Linked DNA regions of Homo sapiens: region 2 is linked to region 1. Evidence: chromatin contacts called from ENCODE Hi-C data. All regions are on one chromosome and are shown on one strand. Each heading gives the region's core, a stretch centred on a gene start or an enhancer-like site at or near the end of the contact. The rest is flanking DNA. Distances are from core to core; before and after follow the strand shown. Region 1 overlaps CPNE8 (copine 8). Region 2 holds the start of ALG10B (ALG10 alpha-1,2-glucosyltransferase B).

What was found. Hi-C counts contacts between places; a loop is a spot of excess contacts on that map. Pooled maps may share reads with other maps.
Region 2: a pooled map shows a loop between it and region 1 (16-fold over the local background). The contact joins the promoter of ALG10B here to the enhancer-like site in region 1. A Hi-C loop is called at or near these places in 1 of 168 maps with a recorded cell type or tissue (mammary epithelial cell), 2 of 37 single-sample maps with no recorded cell type and 9 of 50 pooled maps.

What each region holds. Positions count from the first base shown.
Region 1 is chr12:38,769,584-38,774,494 of GRCh38, forward strand. All of the region lies in intron 7 of CPNE8 (copine 8), which reads right to left. Among named protein-coding and RNA genes, the nearest start is that of CPNE8, 130 kb to the right of the region's middle. Within about 2 kb of position 2,553, at least 4 of the 41 ENCODE cell types and tissues checked have a DNase peak (open chromatin) inside an H3K27ac peak, as active enhancers do.
Region 2 is chr12:38,314,336-38,319,246 of GRCh38, forward strand. ALG10B (ALG10 alpha-1,2-glucosyltransferase B) reads left to right here and starts at 2,439. Exons shown (of 3, transcript NM_001013620.4): 1 at 2,439-2,729; 2 at 3,926-4,123. The coding sequence starts at 2,559. RefSeq lists an enhancer at 1,510-2,709.

The sequences.
Region 1 (4,911 bases), core at 1,303-3,802:
GACATTCCAAGGACATTGTTCTTGCAGAAAAACATTACACTTTAACACATTTCTCCCAAAGCACCTGGACCAAAATATAAACTTCCAAGAAACATTCTGTATACTTACAATGCATAATAGATAAATGAAATGTGTTTATTTCAAATAGATTGTGAATAAAACATCAGAGGTGTATTATTATAAAAGCATGAATTTTCATAGGCTCACTGGTAAATGTAATACTAAATTTAATTTTTCAAATTATATCCCTTAGGGCTTGCAAAATGAATAACTGATTCAAAATAAAGATTTATTTCAATGAAGAAAATTATATAACCTTAGGAAAAATAATGTTCTTGCAATTACTCAGGTTAACAACTTAGCAGGGATTAAATGGTACATTTGTATTAAGCACAAAATACATCTTGTTTGAGAGGAAAAGTATTTATATACTTTTAGAAATACACTAGCATCACTGCAAAGTTTTGTTTTGTTTTGCTTTGTTTTTATGCCTTATGCTTAATGTCACCTAATACATTTTTTAAGACCTCTCTTTAATACTCCACATATAAGGACCATTCTATTGCATAAAGCCACTTGGATGTTTCACAGGCACTTCTAACATATTCCAATCTGAACATCTAACGTCTATCCATAAACTTGCTTCTCCTATAATTTTCCCAGCTCAGTTAGTGGCATTGTCATTCACTCAAGTGCCCAAAGAAGCCATCCTTGACTCTTCTATTTTCCTGATCCTTTATCCAGTCCACCACCAGTTGCATCATTTACCTCTAAAATTTTGCTCAAATCTTTACTTTGGCTCTGCTGCCACCACCTCAGTCCAGTTCAATCTTATTTCTCACCCAGACATGTTCATTGACATTTATTCCTTACTCCCACTTCGACTCTTTGATGTATCCAATCCATTCTCCATTCAGCAGACAGAATAAAAGTCTTGAAACATGAAAAATTCATGTTGCTCACAACTTAAAATGCTTTAAGGCTTTCCCTTGCATTTAGGAAAAATGCAGAACCTTTAACATGGTCCGCAAAGGCCAACATCTAATGGGTTCTGACCAGCCTTTTCCACCTTCAACTGGCAATGTTTTAGCTCAATCAACTCCCACTGCTCACCCCTGGCCATCTCACATCGGACCCACACATGCCTTTCCCACCTCAGGACCTTATACAGCTGTGTCTGCTGGAATTCTTATCCTTGGGCTGGCAAACACTACTCCTTCTTTAGGTCTTAGCTTAAATGTCACTTTCTCAAAGAGGCCCAGTGATTCCCCCAAGGCTTAATATAAATTAGATCCCTGCTGTACTCTCATAATATATTTGAATCACTTGTCACATATCATGACATATATTACCTGCATAGTCAGCCGACTAATGTCTCTCTTTCCCACAAACTATGTGTTCATTAAAAACAAGGACCAGGTTTGGGGGTTGTGGTGTTGTGTTTTGTACTGTTTTTTTCTTGCCATTCTATTCTAAGCATTCATTCCAAGGACATAATAACATTTTGTAAACACTGTTCAATCAATCAATAAATAAAAACAAAAAATATACTTTATGAAAAATTTCAAGCTACTTTTAAAATACTACATAAAAGGCCAGGCATAGCGGCTCATGACTGTAACCCCAGCGCTTTGGGAGGGCAAGGGGGGCTTGGATCACTTGAGTCTGGGAGTTCAAGACCAGCCTGGACAACACAGTGAGACCACATCTCTATCAAAAAAAAAAAAAAAAATTAGCCAGGTGTGGCGGTGCCTGCCTATGTTCCCAGCTAGGAGGGAGACTGAGGTGGGAGAATCACTTGAGCCCAGGAGCTCAAAGCCTGCAGTTAGCCAAAATTGTGCCACTGCACTTCAGCCTGGGCAATAGAGTGAGACCCCGTATTTAAAAAAAAAATACTGATTGAAGATACACTCCCAACATAATTTCTAAACTACATTAGTTTTTACTGTGGCATTTAATTAAATATAAAATTTGCATTTGAATAAAACTGTATCAAAATAAGTTGAGATAATTAGGATTATTACACTACAAATAAATATTTGTATAAATTTATGACCTATACATCCCTTAAATGCTACCATTTCTTTCCTATAGAGTATCCATCTAAAGGAAGAATTAATAATATTCCCATTTTTAGAAGAAAACATAGAGCCTTGTGATATTGGCCTTGGATATTATTTCTTGGATATGATACAAAAGCATAGGCCACAAAAGCAAAAATACACGTGGGACTGCATCAAACTACAAAGCTTCTGCTCAGCAAAGGAAACAATCAACAGAATGAAAAGGCAACCTACAGAATGGGAGAAAATATGCTGTGGTTGCTATGACTTGTTTGTCCCTACCAAAGCTCATATCGAAATTTGATCACCAGTGTGACAGTGCTGGGAGGTGGGGCCCCATGGAAGGTGTTTGGGTTATGGGTGTGAATCCCTCATAAATAGGTAGGTGCTGCTTTCACAGTCTTGAATGAGACTGGATTAATTCTCTCAGAATGAGTTCATTCTATTAAGAGTGGGTTTTTATAAAGCTAGGGTGCCCCTCAGGTGTCCCTATGTTCACAAATGTCTGCTTCCACTTTCACTTTCTCTGCCACAATGTGAAACAGTATGAAAGCCCTTACCACAAGCCAGTACCATGCTCTTGAGCTTCTCAGCTGGTAGAAGAGTGAGCTAAATAAACTTCTTTTTAAAAATAAGTTACCTACTCTCAGATATTCTTTTATTGCAACACAAAATGGACTAAGATACTGTATACTATAAAGGTTAATTTCCAAAATATATAAGGAACTCCTACAAATCTTCAAAAATACTGCAAAAACTAAAAATAAATAAAAATAAAAAATAGAAAATCAACCCAATTTAAAAATGGGCTAAGAACCTGAATAAGCATATCTCTAAGGACATACAAATGACCAACACACATATGAAAGGTGCTCAACATCACCAATCATCAGAGAAATGCAAATCCATACAAAAGATTAGCTCACGCCTGTTAGAATGCCTACTATCAAAAAACAAACGCAAAAGGAAGCAGTGTCAGTGAGGATGTAGAGAAAAGGAAACCCTTGTACACTGTTGCTAGGAATGCAAATTAGTGCAGCCACTGTGGAAAATAGTAGGAGGTTCCTCAAAAATTAAAAGCAGCACTACTGTATGATCCAGCAATCCCACTTCTGGGTATATATCCAAAGAAAGAGACTGAAATCAGTATCTTGAAGAGATATCTGAACTCCCATGTTTATTCTAGCATTATACACAAATAAGTCAAGATATTGAAGCAAATGAAGTGTCCATCAACAGATGAATAGATACAGAAAATGTTTTATATATATATAAAATTTATACACACACACACACACATATATATGTAAAACAATGGAATATTATTCAGCCTTAAAAAGGAAGAACATCCATCCATTTGCAACAAGATAGATGAGCCTGGAAGACACTATATAAGTGAAATAAGACAGCCATAAAAAGATAAATACTACATATTGTAACTTACATGAGGATTCTAAAATAGTCAAAATTATAGAAGCAGGGAGTAGAATGATGGTTTCCCGGGATTGAGGGGAAGAAGAAACTGGAAGGTATTATCAAGGAGCACAAAATTTCAGTTATGTAAGATGAATAAGTCATAGAGATCTACTATATACAGTATAGTACCTATGGTTAACAATACTGCACTGTATATTTAAAAATCTGCTGAAAGGGTAAATCTTATGCTGTTTATTATCACAAAAATATTAATAATAAATAAGCAGGGTAGGGGGAACCATTGTAAGTGACTAATATATGACATTGATTGTGGTGATGGTTTCATGGGTATATACCTGTCTCCAGACTCATCATGATGTATACATTAAATATGTCCAGTTATTTGTATGCCAATTATACCTAATAAACTGGTTTAAAAAAATTGTCATTTTACAAATGCATAACTTAAAGCTTCAACAATATAACCTCACTCGGCTAAATAGTGAAAAAGGTAAGACTAAAATGTAGGTGAGCTGACTCTAAAGCTTATGTTCATTGTACAAGTTAATAACTGACAACTCGTTTTAAAGAAAAATGTAGATTTTTATGATGTTGTAGGTGAATTAAAATGATTGCATTCAACATTATAAATAATAATGCCCAATACTTTTAATGTTCCCTAAAGTATAAATTTAAAAAGCATTGATTCTTCTGAAGTAACTATGAACATTTCTTTGAGTACACTTGTGCATTCTACTATACTAATGTAGTAATGAAATACTATTTCAAGTTTATTAGTATTAATAATGATGCTGATGATCAATAAGGCTATAGCCAGGAATCAGGACATAGAAAACATAAGATGAAGTTACACCAAGATTTTAAACAATATTGATAAAAATATTAAACTATAATTTCTAAGTATGAGAAATATGTATTGACTCATTGAAAGATAATTCCAGATGTTATTGAATTAATTGTAAAAAGAGGGATAAAAATACCTAGACCACTAAATGACACATTCCCTTTCATTTACTAAGGCCTGGTAAAAGAATTTTCCCGGCTCTTCCAACAAGAGAGTAGAACTGAAAGTGGAAGATATTTAGGATGCAGCCTGTCCATACTCAACCTGTGTCTTGGTATCTTGGCTCTACTTTGAAATAGAACAGATAGTACTGTATTCATGACACATTTACATAAAATCTGCTCAATAAACTCAAGATTTTGACAAAATAGCATGTTAATATCACCAAAAAGAACATGTATCTTATTGACTGTGAACTTCCTTTTTTCTTTCCTCCTTTATCATACAAAACATATATTATTTGAAACATTTACAAATTGAGACAAGTATAAATGATGATTAGATGATAATATAATTTAAAAAATCATTGTATCATTTTAACTAAAAAAATAGGATAGGTAATATCGC
Region 2 (4,911 bases), core at 1,189-3,688, 460 kb before region 1:
TAGTTGATGTGCAATTATAATGGGATTGCTCATCCTAATGACTCTTTTTCACAAACATCTATGGAAAATGGCAGTTGGAATTCTGAATGGAAAATATAAGTTGAAATCAATGCTGATCTAGTTTTAAATGATAGGTCTAATAAAATGTAGTCTATTTCATTAAAACCCCAGAGGTAGCTATTTTACTAGGTCTTGATTTAGGAGCAGAGCTTTGGAAAGCATTTCAAGATTATCAAAGATGCTGTAATCTAAGAGTAGAAAAGTGACAACAGCTTCATCGATTTGCAGATAGTAAAAGTAACTCACTAACAAATGAGTGAAGTACTCTATGAAGAACTCTACTGGGCCCATGGAGCTTCTTAGCATTCTTAGGTAATATGTTTTACATCAATCGTTTCCAAATATGAAGATCAGTATTCAGTGATTTGAGATGGCTCTCTAGAATCTAGTTTTTCACAATGATCCCCCAGCAGATTTTGATGTAATTAGTCTGTAAGACGAACATTTTTTTAAAAGATGAAACTTGTATTTCAAATTGGTGTATGGAAACAGAGAATAGTGGAATGTAAATGTAAAGTTATTGGGACTAGTGAAACATTCAATTCAGTATATATTGTAGATTATTTTAACCTATAAGGCTGTGAAGTTATTTTATTACTCTTGGTCTGATGTTCTAATTCCTACACTTGGTTCTGACACTAATTTTTTATGTAATTTTAGGTAAATTATTCATTTTTTAAAAATCAGCTTCTTTTATAAAATGAAGTCAAGTAGATTATTAATAAAGATCCCTAGCCATCCTAAAACCCTATATTTCCTTGAAACTTTCCATTTTATGTAAAGCGATGTGTGCAGCATGTATAGGAGTCAAATGTTTAACATAAACTATTGGTGGCAATTGTTATGAAGAAAAATGGAGAGCATAAATGTCTAGTCTTGTTCTACTCCCTTTAAAAACGGCCCACTATTTCTAGGGTGGGTCAGTAAGCTGCAGAGTATATATAACACGATTTAGCAGGTCAATAGGTCAGGGGCTAATTACTCGTAGATCACATCAACCTCTTGAAGACTGAATCATCTGGAGATGTGTTACAAGTGACTTAAACAGATAAGTACAGCATGGAATCAATAATAAAATGGGAGATGATGGTTAAAGCAAAGCTAAGCATCACATCAGAGTAGAATCCTGACATGATTTTATTCCAGTAATGTAAATATTCCCGTCCCAGCCCTCATTCACCACTACCTCCTCTTATCATTGAGGAAACAGGCAGAGACAGACTGGAAAGGCAGTCAGCTTGATTTAAGAAACTTTCTTAAGTTCAGAAATACTGAATTATTTTTAACCCAGAAAAAGAGCTCAATTGAGAACTCTGAGGTTTGCAACCTTAAATCCCGACTCAATCTGATATATGCCTGCCAAAGGCAACCTGACTGAGGTTACCTGAGAGAAAGTTTTTCTACAAAACATGGCCAACCATGCTCAAGACAAAATTCCAACACATAATTTATCTTCGGCATTCTTCAAATTATTTACCACATCTCCTGCCCCCAACACCTAATCCCAGAATACAGGAATTTGATGATGTCTACACAGCCTATAAAAGTCCACAAATTTAAGTGCCTACTGTGTGAAAGCCATTTGGGGGACTACAAACATAAAGGATGTATAATGCCACCCACTAAGATGTTCACGCTTATGATTTAGTAGGAAAAACAGAAGGCTGCCTTATAAATATTAACAACCTAATTTACAGGCACACCTAAAACATCCCAAATTCTAAAATATATATTTTCTTCCAAATCCTACAGGGTAATATGGCTATGAGAGTGCACTAGGAGTGTCAATTTTACTAAATCCTCTGAGAGCATCCACATTTTGAAAGAGTTCTCTCTTAACCTAAACAAACAAACAAACGAACAAACACTCCTCTCACTGAAGTTCATTCGGCATTGACGGGTCTCTGGTTCTTCAAGTTTTCATCTGAAAGTCTCAGTCTTTGCTATCACAACCAACGCCCCCTTCCTACACTCCAAGGTTGATGGAATGAAATGTCTTGGAATTGAGGGTTTAATTAATTCGGATCACTGGAGAGAAAGAAAAGAAATAACGGGGGAAAAAAATGTGTTAATTTTAGGGCTTGGAATTGGAAACGTGGGGAAACGTCGCCACCTTCTGGTAAGTGATGGAAATGAGCAGGAAAAAAGATCCAAGCTAAGAAGCGGCTTTTTTTTTTTTCCAAAGCAGCAAGCCACGCCCCTCCCGCGCTCGCGAAATCCGAGACCCGCCCTTTCCGGAAGTTTTGACACTGTGCGCCCCGAGTAATGTGATGGAGAGGGTAATCATCCGGTCCGTTATCTAAACCCGTCACTCCAGGAAACAGCGACCCGCTGTTTTCCGGATCCGCGCTCTCCCAGCATCCTTTGCCTTCCGGTATGTGGCCCCGTCTGGCTAGTCCTGTCTAGCGCGCCCATTTCGAGCCCAAGTTTCCAGCTCGGGTTTCCGGGCTCAGAATTTTCCAGGAGTGGGTTCTTGGGCAGTGGCTGTGGGAGCAGGAATGGCGCAGCTAGAGGGTTACTGTTTCTCGGCCGCCTTGAGCTGTACCTTTTTAGTGTCCTGCCTCCTCTTCTCCGCCTTCAGCCGGGCGCTGCGAGAGCCCTACATGGACGAGATCTTCCACCTGCCTCAGGCGCAGCGCTACTGTGAGGGCCATTTCTCCCTTTCCCAGGTGGGGTGCCCAACCTGTCCCCACCCCAGGAGAGGCCTGAAAGGTCCCAGCGTCCCCAGCTCCTTCTCCCATCTTTAGACTTAACTCGTCCCTTTCCACCCCACCCCAGCCTCAGAACATGAAAGAAACTGGGTATAGTCTTTTGTTCCTGTCTCTGAGATCTGTGAAATATTTATTAAATGAATGAATAAACAGCAGATCTGATCCCCAGGGAGGAGTGATCTGGGAGAATACTTAGTGGGGAACTGAGCGCTCCTCTTGGCAGCTGACAATATCGATCCCACTTTGTTTTTCCTTGTCTCAGGATTAAAGGCATTCGGGTGCTCCTTGGAAATATCAGAAAACTTCCCTTTAGCTCACCTGTTAAGCACCTCACTGTGCATTTTAGGGGTGGGATAGGGTGGACTGGAGGGATCTTCGGCTACCAAAAAGTGACAATTTATAATCACAAATTCCTTCCCTGGGTATTTTTAGTGAACTATCTGTTGACTGGATAAACTGGCAACCAGTCAAGTCACATCATTTTTGAATATATATTTGACTGTGCAAGTATGTACATATAAATATCAAAATAAACATCCCCTGCTTTTCTGGTGACACAATATAGGGTACTGGCTAGAAATATAAAGTCTGTTTTAGAGAAAGATCTGATCTTAAATCTTGGTGCTGTGATTTACTAGTTTTGTGATCTTGGAGATGTTCTGAGTTTCAGAAATTCAGGTTACTCATCTGCAAAATGACAATAATCTTTACTATAGGGCATATTGTAATGTTACAATACAGAGGGTTTGGCACAATTTCTGTCTCAGTTTATGTCAGCTGTCATCATGGAGCCTGTGGTCCAAATGTTTTCCTAAACTTAGAGTCCCAAACAATGTTTCCATGCTTTTAAAAACTGGAGCATTTGCAGTTTATTTATCAAAATAAAGGCTTTTAAAGAACATTTCTTGGAAAATAGAAATAGATTTTAAGTTGTTGTTTATTGGTTGCTGCTACCTGAACCATCACTAAGCTGGTCCGGGGGCAAAAAATAAGAAAAACTAATCCTGTTCTGCCAAGGACTTACTTAATCTTGTCATAGACTAACTTCTCAAAATTTCTGATTGTTGCTGGAGATGAGACTTGGGCTTGACATATTTGTGTCTGTCTTGTTCGTATTACCTCTTGCTTTTACTTCATTTTCTTTCATTTTAAAGTGGGATCCCATGATTACTACATTACCTGGCTTGTACCTGGTGTCAGTTGGAGTGGTCAAACCTGCCATTTGGATCTTTGCATGGTCTGAACATGTTGTCTGCTCCATTGGGATGCTCAGATTTGTTAATCTTCTCTTCAGTGTTGGCAACTTCTATTTACTATATTTGCTTTTCCACAAGGTACAACCCAGAAACAAGGTATGTTTCAAAATACTTAATTACAAGTTTATGTGTAGTCAGGTCCACAATTACAATGAATTAGTTTTATGAGATTTGGTGAAAAATGTCTTTAACACTTTGTAACTTTGTATTTTTTGTATATTATGTAAAGGTAAATTTAAATTCTCCATCTCCATTTTAGAATAAATTTGTATTTAAATACTTGAATAACTTATTTGTAAACTCTAAAGTAAATATTTGTTAAGTGAGTCAAACCAGTTCAATAAATACTTACTGAGCTTATTCCATGTGCTGGGGACTGGGACTACAGAGATAAATGAGGCAGTCTTTTTCTTGTAAAACGTATATATTCAGTAGGGAAAACAGACTTTACCTGAGGACTTTTGATGTGGTAATAGTGCAGGCCCCGGAGGTCGATTGCCTGGGTTAGAATTCTCTCCCTGCCACTTAACCAGTTTTGTTACTGTGGGCAGGTTAACCCTTAGTGGCTCCATGTCTTCATCTGTTAAATAAGAATAACAATAGAATCTGCCTTATAGAACTGTTATAAAGGAACAAGGAAACTTAATAAATGGAAGATGCTTCAAATAGTGCCAGATATATAGTAAGGGCTCAGTAAATATTAACTCTAATAATTATTTTTAACCTTAAGAGATTATTTCAGTAGTGTCAATTATGATAGAGTAGTAGACATAAGATGCTATGAGGACACAGAGAAGGAGCAGGGAAACACTTACTGCTTTTCTGGGAGGGAGAGGAGTATGTGGCATTCAGTAAGTCCTCACAGAGAAGATGGTACCAGAGCT